2 separate regions of the Homo sapiens genome follow, and region 2 is linked to region 1. Evidence: chromatin loops called from intact Hi-C (ENCODE). Cell type or tissue: CD4-positive, alpha-beta T cell. All regions are shown on one strand. Each heading gives the region's core, and the rest is flanking DNA. Links, peaks and the distances in the headings are about the cores only.

The links. Hi-C counts contacts between places; a loop is a spot of excess contacts. Peaks named below come from ENCODE experiments on the same cell type or tissue, not always from the same donor. Only the 100,000 strongest peaks of a DNase experiment are listed, where the experiment ranks them.
Region 2: a loop joins it to region 1, with 5 times the contacts of the local background. A loop is called at or near these places in 37 of 110 quality-filtered maps.

What each region holds. Positions count from the first base shown.
Region 1 is chr5:76,598,642-76,604,355 of GRCh38, reverse strand. IQGAP2 (IQ motif containing GTPase activating protein 2) reads right to left here. Exons shown (of 36, transcript NM_006633.5): 11 at 3,384-3,544. Among named protein-coding and RNA genes, the nearest start is that of F2RL2, 22 kb to the left of the region's middle. In CD4-positive, alpha-beta T cell, for the core only: a CTCF peak has its summit at 2,710 (motif pointing left); a DNase peak (open chromatin) is centred at 2,685.
Region 2 is chr5:77,013,641-77,019,354 of GRCh38, reverse strand. No RefSeq gene overlaps it. Among named protein-coding and RNA genes, the nearest start is that of AGGF1, 14 kb to the left of the region's middle. In CD4-positive, alpha-beta T cell, for the core only: no CTCF peak of the experiment used is centred there; a DNase peak (open chromatin) is centred at 2,994.

The DNA of each region.
Region 1 (5,714 bases), core at 372-5,371:
GCACATATACACCATGGAATACTATGCAGCCATAAAAAAAAAGGATGAGTTCATGTCCTTTGCAGGGACATGGATGAAGCTGGAAACCATCATTCTCAGCAAACTAACAGGAACAGAAACCAAACAACACATGTTCCCACTCATAAGTAGGAGTTGAACAATGAGAACATGTGGTCACAGGGAGGGGAACAACAACATACACCGAGGCATGTCAGGGGGTGGGGAACTAGGGGAGGAATAGCATTAGGAGAAATACCTAATCTAGATGGTGGGTTGATGGGTGCAGCAAACCACCATGGCACTTGTATACCTATGTAACAAACCTGCATGTTCTGCACATGTATCCCAGAACTTAAAGTATAATAATAAAAAAAAATTTTTTTTAAAGTAACACAAGAGAACTCCACAGGCTTTTCCAATTGAGTATTTCTCTCCAGTACTGAAGTTACCAACTTTGGGAAATATTCCGTAGTTTCCCCAAACAGGTCAATGTCCTCTCCTCTCACTCCTCTCAGTTCTCTTCACCTCATCTATGGACAGACTAGTAAGGAGTCTACTAATCTAAGAGCCCTGGGAAGCTCTGAGAAGATCAGTAATCCAATTTAGTTCAGCAGATGTTTGTGAGCACTTACTACATGTAAAACATGGCAGGCACTACAGGAATATTAGGAGGAAAAAGGTGCAGCCTTTATGCTTTCAGACCAGTGGGTAAGACGACAAAAATTCCAAAAAGGTATAAAAGCAGAGCACAGGAAGGACCATTAAAGAGTCCATAAGAGTAGATATAATGGGGTTCAAAGCAAGAAGTGGAAGGAAACCCTTATTGGTGGAGCACCCTCCCTGGGACAGGCACTGAACCAAACACTAAATCCTCAAAACAGTTCTGCAAATGCAGAGTGGGGCTTTTGTTTCTTTTGTTTTTGTGCTTTATAGATGAAGGAAAAAGGCTTAGTTAGGGAGGGTCAATCTCAGATATTTTTGGTTCCAAGGCATATGCTCCTTTAACCACATCATGCTACCTCCCAGGAGAGATAACATCAGATGCTAGGGTGGGGAGAAGCACGGATATACCTCACAGAACATAATGTATGGTAGGCAGGGCTCAGAAGCTCCAATACTGTGTTTAGCTGAGCTGGGTAAAGGCACCAAGTTCCTGATGGTGAGAGGACCACGCATAGGAACACAGAGACCAGAAAGTACACTTGGACTTGGCTAAAGCACAAAATACGAGTAGGGATGGAGCTGGAGGTAAGGTCAGAGCAACATGCTTAGAATGAGAAGTCTGTTCTTAATTCGGATGTGAACAAGGAACAATCAAACAGAATTATGAATAGGGTTACATTTTAGAACAGTTAATCTGGGAACAGTGTATGCCCAAGGCTAATGTTAACCCATACAATACTTTTGTGAGAATTAGACAAAAGAATCTCTCTGGGCAAACACAGCCCCAAGAGTAGAAGCCACGGTGAACAGGGAGAGACTTTGCATGAATTTGTCAAGGTGGCCATGCACAGCACACTTGTGCTATGAAGAACCTGCACTCTATGGGGAGAGGCCCTGGACAGAGCCGTGTTTCTCAAACTTGATAATCTGCAAAACTGGGATTCCAAGATCCCAAGTTAAGATGCTGACTTTGGAAGTAAAATGCCAAGGCTGTAGAAGATCATTTGGGGCCAATACAAGTGTCAATACAAGAACCCAAGTGGGCCCTTAAATCCCATGTCAGTACTGGGTCTTCCAGATCCAGAATGTATTTAAATTAAAAAAAAAAAATCAAAACATTTTAAAAGTTCTTCACACAGAACACTCGAACTGTGAGGCTCCATCTGTAGGTCCCAGCTGGAAACTACAGGTATGAATATGGTTTTCAAATAGAATGGGACCACTTCTTTAAGGGTATTTGTAAATGAAGAAGCAGGCATTTTTGATAATCAGAATGGGTGAGTCAGGGGCTAATGTCATGTGGAGGACAGTTGCCAGGGATGCTAAATATGTGGAATAGTCTTGACAGTTATCTCACCAAGATGCCCCATTAGCCTGTAAGCTTCATAAGGGATTGACCGGGTCTGTCTTCTACTCTAGCACTGAGAAAGTATGGCAAAGCCTGGTTAGGTAGGAATGATTAATGAATGGGGAGAGAAAAGAAGTAGGATGACCAATTTAGGGGTTACTACAGAAGCAAAAGTGAGAAGTCTAAGTGAGGGTGGTTGCAGGGAAATGGAAACATCTTGCAGAGGTATAAGGCACATAGACTGGCTACTGACAGCAGGCTCTTTAGAGCACGAGGGTGCCCGGCTGAGGGCAGAGGGAAACTCAAATTGGGCTTCAGGTTTCTAAGCTTACAGGAGAGAATGGTGCCATTAACAAGTAACAGAAACAGTGGTGGTAGATATAAATTACCTTGGAAACACACTCTAAGGAGTCATATGAACCAGATGGCCAAATTTAAGTAGAACAAGAGAATTAGTTTCTCCAAAAAGACTAAAAACAAGGAAAACCCACCATCCTTCCATTACCTTTTGGCCATTCACTACATAGACAAGTGGTCAAATACCATTTGTTTAACCTAAGAAATCTCTGGTTTTTCCTTGGCAACTGTACATGACCCAAGAGAATTAGCCAACCTGCCTATTAGAGCCGTTCCAAAATCAGTAGCTGAAAAGAGCTTTTGTCAAGATCTGTGCAGACATCTCCCCCTGGTGGTTACAAGAATCCAAGATTCACTCATTTTAACTGGGGCTTTTATCTCAGCGACTCTCTCATCTGGCTCCCAATTCTGGCCATTTGATTTTCTCTCAAGATCCGCTATAGTGTTTTATAACAATGCTATCAGTTGTACTATCTGGTAGCACACTTCAGAAACATGAAATGAAAGATAAATGGATGTTGTTACCCACTGCCATGACCCACTGTGGTCTCAGGATTTCTTTGGCTTAATAATCAGAAGAGTGGAGTTTGGGGCCCAACTGCCCAATTTTAGGTCCATAACCCGGATTCTGTTTCTGCATCAGTGACATAAAAGAATTGGACTGGATGATTATTAAAGTTGCTTCCAACTCTTCTACATTCTGCGGTTTCCAAAAGACGCCCAAGGAAAGGTATGTTTCCAATAGTTCCTTTATTTTCAGCCTATCAAATAATCTTTGCCAACGACAAAGTCATTTATTAATTGCCACAGGATGATCACTTTCTGATTCTTCTTGTTCCCCAGAAGGAATACTGTAAACAAGGATACTAATTAGAAGGACTCTTAAAACAGACTAGTTTTCAAGAAACATGAGCATGGTATATGGATTTCTCCACCAACAGGCAAATTCCTCACTTTTAAGATCTGCCAAACATGCATTTCTGCATTGAAAGAAGGTTTGGAAAATGTTCCTTACCGTTCCACATATGCCTTGTCCAGATTGTTTAAGCCTATTGCGGGGCTTCTGAGTTGATTCTGCACAGACACAAGATCGTTGCTTTCCAAGGCCTGGTTTAGTAAAGCAACAGCAGACAACATTTCCACAGCAATCAAAAGCTCCTCGTGGGCCAAGTAGTTCTGTTGGAAAACATATGGCAACATAAGCTCCCCACACAACACACCTCATGTGCATGATGGAGGTTTACAATGCACATTTCAACAAACAACAAAAAGTCAAAGAACTTGATAGCTCAGCAGAAAGAGGAGTCGTGGCCACCTGCTTTCCACTGGCTTTAAGAACAGGTATATGGCTCCTGGGCTTTCATTAGATGATCATTTTTTGGGACTGGGTTGATTACAATGAAAAGTTACGATTCCACAAATATCTGCATTCCCATTGCTGATCCCTACTCCTAGCTATACTGGTTGCTTAAAGGCTCAGTCCAGCCATATAATTAAGCCAAGGACTAGATAACATTGTCACTGACTGAGAGTGCCAGGTAACATTTTAGCACAGCTAACGATTTCCAGTTTGAATTAAGGGTTAAGGGAAGGTTGGGAGAATTTCACTGAAAAGTTATAATCTGAAGCACAAAGCAAGGTCTTCAAACCAAGACTACTGATTTAATTCAAAAAAAGTTAAAGTGACATTTTCATAAATTTTAAAATAGAAATTTTAAAATACACTACCAGGTCAAGATATTTGAAGAAATCTGAGGTGATCTTTTGGTAAAGCAAGTAAAGCTCTCCAGGTTTTTTTGTTTGGTTTGGTTTGCTTTATTTTTATTATTATTATTTTTTGAGATGGAGTTTGGCTCTTGTTGCCCAGGCTGGGGTGCAATGGCACGATCTAGGCTCACTGCAGCCTCCGCCTCCCAGGTTCAAGCGATTCTTCTGCCTCAGCCTCCCAAAGTGCTGGGATTACAGGCATGAATCACCACACCTGGCCAGATCTCCAGGTTTATATGATTTAAAATCTGGATTTAGCTTATCCAAAAAAATACGTCTTAGATTTCAGAACACCCTTCCCCTTTAATATCTTCTTCCATTTAACCATTTTATATTATCTTGGCCCAACTTCAAAAGGAATATTTTTTTCATCATATTGAAGGGACATAAGGAGCAGGAGCATGAAAAAGAACCACTAAGGAAAAGCTGATACATATTTTACATTTAGGATATTACAGGTATTTAATATATAACATAATGTTCATCTTAAAATGCATTATTATATCTTTCTGGATCTCCACAGAAGTCTCGCAGCAAACTGATTTCAGAATAAAAAGGGATAGTTTAATCTTTCAAAGCAAATGGGAAGAAGGGGTTACCATCGAGAGCATGTAAGTAAATTTTATTTAAATATATTACATTAAATACAAGTTTAACATACAAAGTATCAAATTATAAGAGCAGAATGGAATCGTTTATAATTCACCTCCTCTATCTCTTTCAGTGACCTGTCCGTGGATACCTAAATTGGTTTACAGCAAAAAGGATAAGGAGAGAGGAAGAAGAAATGAGGTTGGACAGCCACAGGTTAACTATGGCCAGTTGAGGATGAATGAGTGTCCTCAAGCATAAGTAGCCTTGAGCTTCAGAGCCAGAGAAGTGGAAGAAAATATTAATGAGAGAACCTGAATGAAATTAAGAAAATAAGCTATTTTTCTTTTATTACAAATACTATATTTCTATTTAGGAAACATAGGGAGTCTTTTTAATTATTATTATTATTTTTGTAAAGATGAGGCCTATGTTGCCCAGGTTGGTCTTGAACTCCTGGCCTCAAGTGATCCTCCTGTCTCAGCCTCCCAAAGTGCTAAGATTACAGACAGGAACTACCACACTCAGCCAATACAGAAGTCTTAGTAAGCAAGAATAAGAAAACAAATGCTACCACTCAAGCTCTTTTGTGTATATCCTTTTATGTATTTTAAATTCATATATACATTTGCAGAGGTTTTGTCTTTATAACTGACTTCACTTTCTTTTTGCAAAAAACAAGATAATGCTATATATCTTAATCTTATTTTTCCCACTTAATATTAGTATGGATATCTTTTCCAGTCATTCTTTACATTATCATTTTTACTGGTTGCACATATTTCTCACATGTACAAGCACCATAAATGTTATTAATTTATAGGCAATCTGTTATTAATTAAACATTTGTTTCCTGGTTTTCAGTATTCTAAACAATGCTGTGAAACATCTCTGTGGCCAAAGCTATTTGGTTCATATCCTTCAGGCTTATTTTCTAGAACGTAACTGTCAGCATCATGGGCTTTTGATCTGTATTACTAAGACCACC
Region 2 (5,714 bases), core at 520-5,519, 410 kb before region 1:
ATTATAATAATATAATAAATATTAAAACAGTTTATAAGGTGATGACATGTTACAATATTATAACAAGTGTTATACAATACTGTTATAATAATAACAATATTATAACAATTATAATAATTTAACAATATAATGTCCAAATATTATAAAATATTACGACAATAATTATATGTTGGCCAGTCATGGTGGCTCATGCCTGTAATCCCAACAGTTTGGGAGGCCAAGGTAGGAGGATCACTTGAGCCCAGGAGTTTGAAATCAGCCTGGGCAACATAAGGAGACAAATAATAATTTAAAAAATTTTAAAAATAAGCCAGGTATGGTGCTGCACTCCTGTGGTCCCAGCTACTTGGGAGGATCATCCGAGCCTGGGAGGTCAAGGCTGCAGTGAACCATGATCACCCCATTGCACTCCAGCCTGGGTGACAAAGCAAGGCTCTCTCTCTCTCTCACTGTGTGTGTGTGTGTGTGTGTGTGTGTGTGTGTGTGTGTATACATACATATGTGTGTGTTATATAACAATTATAAGTCATATAATTAATATAGTATCATTTTCCCTTAGATTCTGTCTGAAAGGAAAGGAATGGGTTCTGAGTCTGATGAACATCAGCCTATCAGAAAAGAACAAAAGACTAGAGTTTGAGGAAAAGCAAGAAGTACCCTAGAGAAGGTTAGGAGCTAAAGGAAGTAAGAATTTTTTCCAAGACCAAAAGGAAACAAGAGGATACAGTAAAGAGGAAACAGGGTCTGGGGCTGGGTTGGGCATTAGGAAAAGGTGTTCAAGAAGAGAGAGAGCGCATTGCCCAGGAAGAACTGGGTGGGCAGATCTGATAAGGGACCACCATGAGGGCTATTGGTGCTCAGGAACTGCTTGGGAGCTGGGCCATCAGCTGCAGTTGGCTCTACTTTCATTCATGGGAGTGTCACCCCTGCCTGCACCAGGGAACTCTGGTAACCATCCTCCCTTGGTGCCCACGAGGACTTCATTCCTCCAGCATCCTCCCCCACTGACTCATAGGAACACTCACTTCATCCCCAGTGAAGCTGGGGAGCCAGCTTCACTACCCAATGCACATAATACCCCAAGACACTCATGAACCGAAGGAGAGGGAGAGGACTGATGGAGTCCTAGATTGGACCCTCAGTGGAGTGGGTGTGAGGAAGCATCTCCCACCTGTACTTGGGGGTGGAGTAGGGTGCTGAATTAATCAAGAAATGTGAAAGCATTTAACTCTGTAGGAGTCTTCTCCTTTCCTCCCTTCCCTTTTTTCCCTGAGGTGGAGCAAGTTATTGACAATTCTCTTATAATATAAAATATTTAAAAATATAAGAAAGGAAATTAAAATGATTCGAAGGAAACATTGGAATGCCACAACTACATATTTACCTTCTTGCTGTTTCAAGGAAGATCCTGGTCATGATCCCATCGTTTATTGATATGTACTTCTCGCCGTGTGTTAGTTCATGAGGATTCAATCTGAGATCATGATGAGTAAATATTTAATTACCAAAGTTATAGATTAGTTTCTTGGAACAGTCTCCTGATGAGCAAGGACAGAATGTAAGCCTAACAACTTCTTTATTATCATCATACACTTATTAAATATAGTCATGGCATTTCATTTGGCATTGAATATGTCTGCATATAAAATAGCCATGAACAAATTAAGATTCATCTGAATGTGTACCAAAACCCTAGAAGAGAAAGACAAAGTTGGATGCTTATGTAGCTCATTAGGGTTACAGAGGATTCCAAATAGTATAGAATTAACTTGATAAATGGGTGAAATGCTTTAGTTGTAACACAGACATGTGTTATGTAGTAAAGTAACAACTTCTAGACAGAGACACGTTAACTAAATCTCAGTTCTGTTACCCACATTAGCTGTGTGACTTTAGGCAAGTTACTTAAGCGCTCTGTGTTTCAGGTTTCCTCATATGTCAGATGGAGATTAAATAATAGAGTGGAAAGCTCTAAATTTAGAACCTAGCACATAGCAAGTTTGCAATGAATATTAATTATTGTTGTTCTGTTTTATAAATAGTGTTTGCTACATGCCAGGAGCTGGTTTAATTACTTTTCAAAAATAATTATTTATGTGCTAGGCACTGTTTTAAGCACTGTATTGATATTAACTCATTTAATTATCATAACAGTCTTGTGGGATAGGTATCATCATCATCATCACCATCATCATCATCATCACCTCCATTTCACAGAGAACAAAAATGAAGTCCAGAGATTAAGTAACTTGCTTAAGATAATACAGCCAGAAAGAGTCAGAGCTGGGATTCAAATTCAGACAGTCTGCTTCCAGAGGCAGTGCTCTTAATTCACATGTTACTGTCTCATCATCGTCATCATCATGAACCATAAATTCAGGTTTATGCATCAGCATGAGGCATTAATGTATACATGTTATTAATTGATTATTAAAGTTTTATCTACACAATAGATGGTTTAATATGATGCGTACATTATTCTTGTAAACTAAATTACATTTTAAGTGCAAAAGTGGGCTTGCTAATGAAAAAGTAGATATAGAACCATTCTAGAAAGCTTAAAAAGATTAATAGGAGCACAAATCTGCAAGGAAAGTTAGAGTTCATTGACAGTTCCCTGTCTTTTTATAGGATGGCCAACAGATCATTCTATTAATACATCCTACTTGCCTCTCAAGTTATTATAATGACCAAATGTGAAAGCGCTTTGTAAACTGTTTTTTAAAAACAAAGCTCTGTAGAAATGTAAGCTATAATGACCTGTCTTTTATACCCTACAAGATTCAGAACAGTATTCATTTGTGTGACATATACATGCATTCACATCCTTGGGAAATTTCTCAAGGGATATATAACATTCTGTCCATGTTGGCTACCACTGGAGAAGTGGGATTTCTGCTCTGACAGGGACTTCATTTCTCTCAGATCCTTTTTACTGAGACCAAATGACGTCTTGAAGAAGTAACACAAAACACAATTGACCAGAAGGTGGCAATAAAGCATTGACATTTTCAAAAGGTTTCAGGCACAAGTTTAAGGACTAACACGGTATTGTCTATCTGAAGAGCCAAAATGTTGCCTGGAGCTTCTAATGGTCCACATTCTGGGCCTGATGTTCTTCAGATGATTATGGAATTAGAGGCCTGTGTTCAACTATGAGGAGCAACTCCCCACCTTCCCACCATCACCCCAGGTGTCCCTACCCTGGAGGAGCCCAGACAAGAGGTGACTTGAATGTAGTGAGATAAATGCCAGTGCCAGGAATGCGCAGGGAGCTCCAGGAATGCTCAGGGTGCTCCAGGAGCAGGACTATTTATCTGAAGAGTATGTCCCCATCTTGGGGCATTATGGGAGGAAATTAACATGAAACTAAGAATCCCCACTTGAGTTAACTTTATTGTGTAAGTGGAATGATTATTGTGATAGTGTAATTATGTTATTTTTAATCCTTTGGTGAAGTTTTCCTATGTACCCATTTTACTGCATCTAGCAATGTGATGTCTTCTTGTTCTTCATCTAAGGAATGGGAAAGAATGTCGGGAGAAACGGGTGTACTCTTTAATTTGGTCCCCCACACCTTCTATCTCAGGTAATCAAAGAAGAGGATCCTAAGAAGACTCCCTTACTTCTGGGAGGTGCACATTAGTGCTGGATAGAGTAGGCTGGGCCCAGGTTTGTTAGAGAAAAAATCATTCTGACCCTTATTAACATGGTAAGGAGGATCCTAATCAGAACTATTGCAATAGGTAAAAGTGTCAAGACCATTGCAATAGGGGAGAGAGACTGGGTTCAACACTGAATACGACAAGAACAAGTGGAGATTTACAGCCAAGGAGCAGGTTGGGAGTAATGGTGGATGGAAATTTACTAAGAAGAGAAATCAAAGACGGGGCATTCTTGCTAGAGTGGCCAAACAAGGCTCTTGCTGAGGGCAGGAAAGGCTGATGAGATATCAAGGGTAGGGTATGAGGAATTTGATTGACATCAACAGCGATCAAATATTGAGGGTGGGGGATTCTCTCTAAATTGACTTTGTGGGATTCTTGTGAAAACTGGGCTATGCACGTTGAGGCCTAGTTGAGAAGAGGGCTCAGGAGAGATTGACTAAAGTTTGGTCAAGGAGAGAGTCTTTGTTAGGTCCAAATGTACAGAGAGCATCAATACCTTATTTTATTATTATTATTTTTTGAGACAGGGTCTTGCTGTGTCACCCACGCTGGGGTGCAGTGGTGTGAATTCGGTTCACTGCAGCCTTGACCTCCCAGGCTCAAGCAATCCTACCACCTCAGCCTCCTGAGTAGCTGGGATCATAGGGAAGCACCACTGTGCCTGGCTAATTTTTGTATTTTTACTACAGATGGGCACTTGCCCTATTGCCCAGGACAGTACCTTAATTTAATGCAGAATCTGCTTCATAAACTGGCAGAGTTTTGATCTTCTGCCAAGTGGCTAGACAGCCACAGAGATTCAGTGGGAATATGAATGTTTGTATATTTTGCCATATATATTTTATTCCAATATAAAATTGTTAGAGAATTTATTTGCATAAACTTATAAGAACATGTGTTTGGGTACTTCTCTTTAACAGCACAGTTCTTACTTCAATTAATCTGTATATATTGATAAGCAATGTACCTCACCTGTGTTATGGCTGTGTTGCTTTTGCTGGGAACTTGAAGAACCAAGCGTGTTTATGGGAGACGTGTAGGCTGGCTTACACCCTGACTTTCAAAAACCAGGTTAATCCTTAGCTCTTTAGCAGTTCTAACTAGGATGATACAATAGCTGGAAGATTAAAATATAATTAAATAGTAATCCATAGCCTTCTGAAGACCCTTATTTAAAAAAAAAAAAAAACCACAGAACAAAGACGTGCTAAGTATCTTCAAGTTTTTATGGGGTTTAAGTATGCACATGCTTATTAAACTCTTTCTGTGTCATTAACTTTGTAGGTGCCATTCTCTTTTTTCTTTTTTTTTAGAGATGGGGTCTTACTTTGTTGCCCAGACTGGAGTGCAGTGGTGCAATCATGGCTCACTGCAGCCTCAAACTTCTGGGCTCAAGCAATCTTCCCACATCAGCCCACCTAGTAGTTGGGACCACAGGTGAATGCCACCATGCCTGGCTAACTTTATTTTTTTATTTTTTATTTTTTTAGAAATGGAGTCTTGCTATATTGTCCAATCTGGTCTCAAACTCCTGGGCTCAAGCGATCCTCCCACCTCAGCCTCCAAAAGTGCTGGGATTACAGGTGTAAGCCATCATGCCCAGCCTTGTAGGTGTCATTTTCAGTGATGGCTAATGTGAATGTAATATTGGATAATTCAGGAATTAACGCATACTGATGTAGAGAAAAGTGGTATGTGAAGCTGTGTCTGCATCTTGTGCTCACTTGTCAAATTGAATAATGTTAGCTACAGCATTATATCACAGACAAAAGACAATAATTACAAAACAGCAGACAAAGGAGCTTTAATTAATCACAGCAGATGATACCGGTGAACCAATTCATTTGAAAACATGTAACTTGTATAATTTATCCTCCCTTCCTATATGAACCATGCCATTGGCTCACCAAATGATAGATGAAGGGAAATTTCTCTTTATAGAAAGATTTCAAGTGATAAGTAAAGAAGGAATGGTGGAATTAGAATATCAGCATTTCATAGCCCCTAATAAATTAATGGACCTAAATATCAATCATCAATATCTGC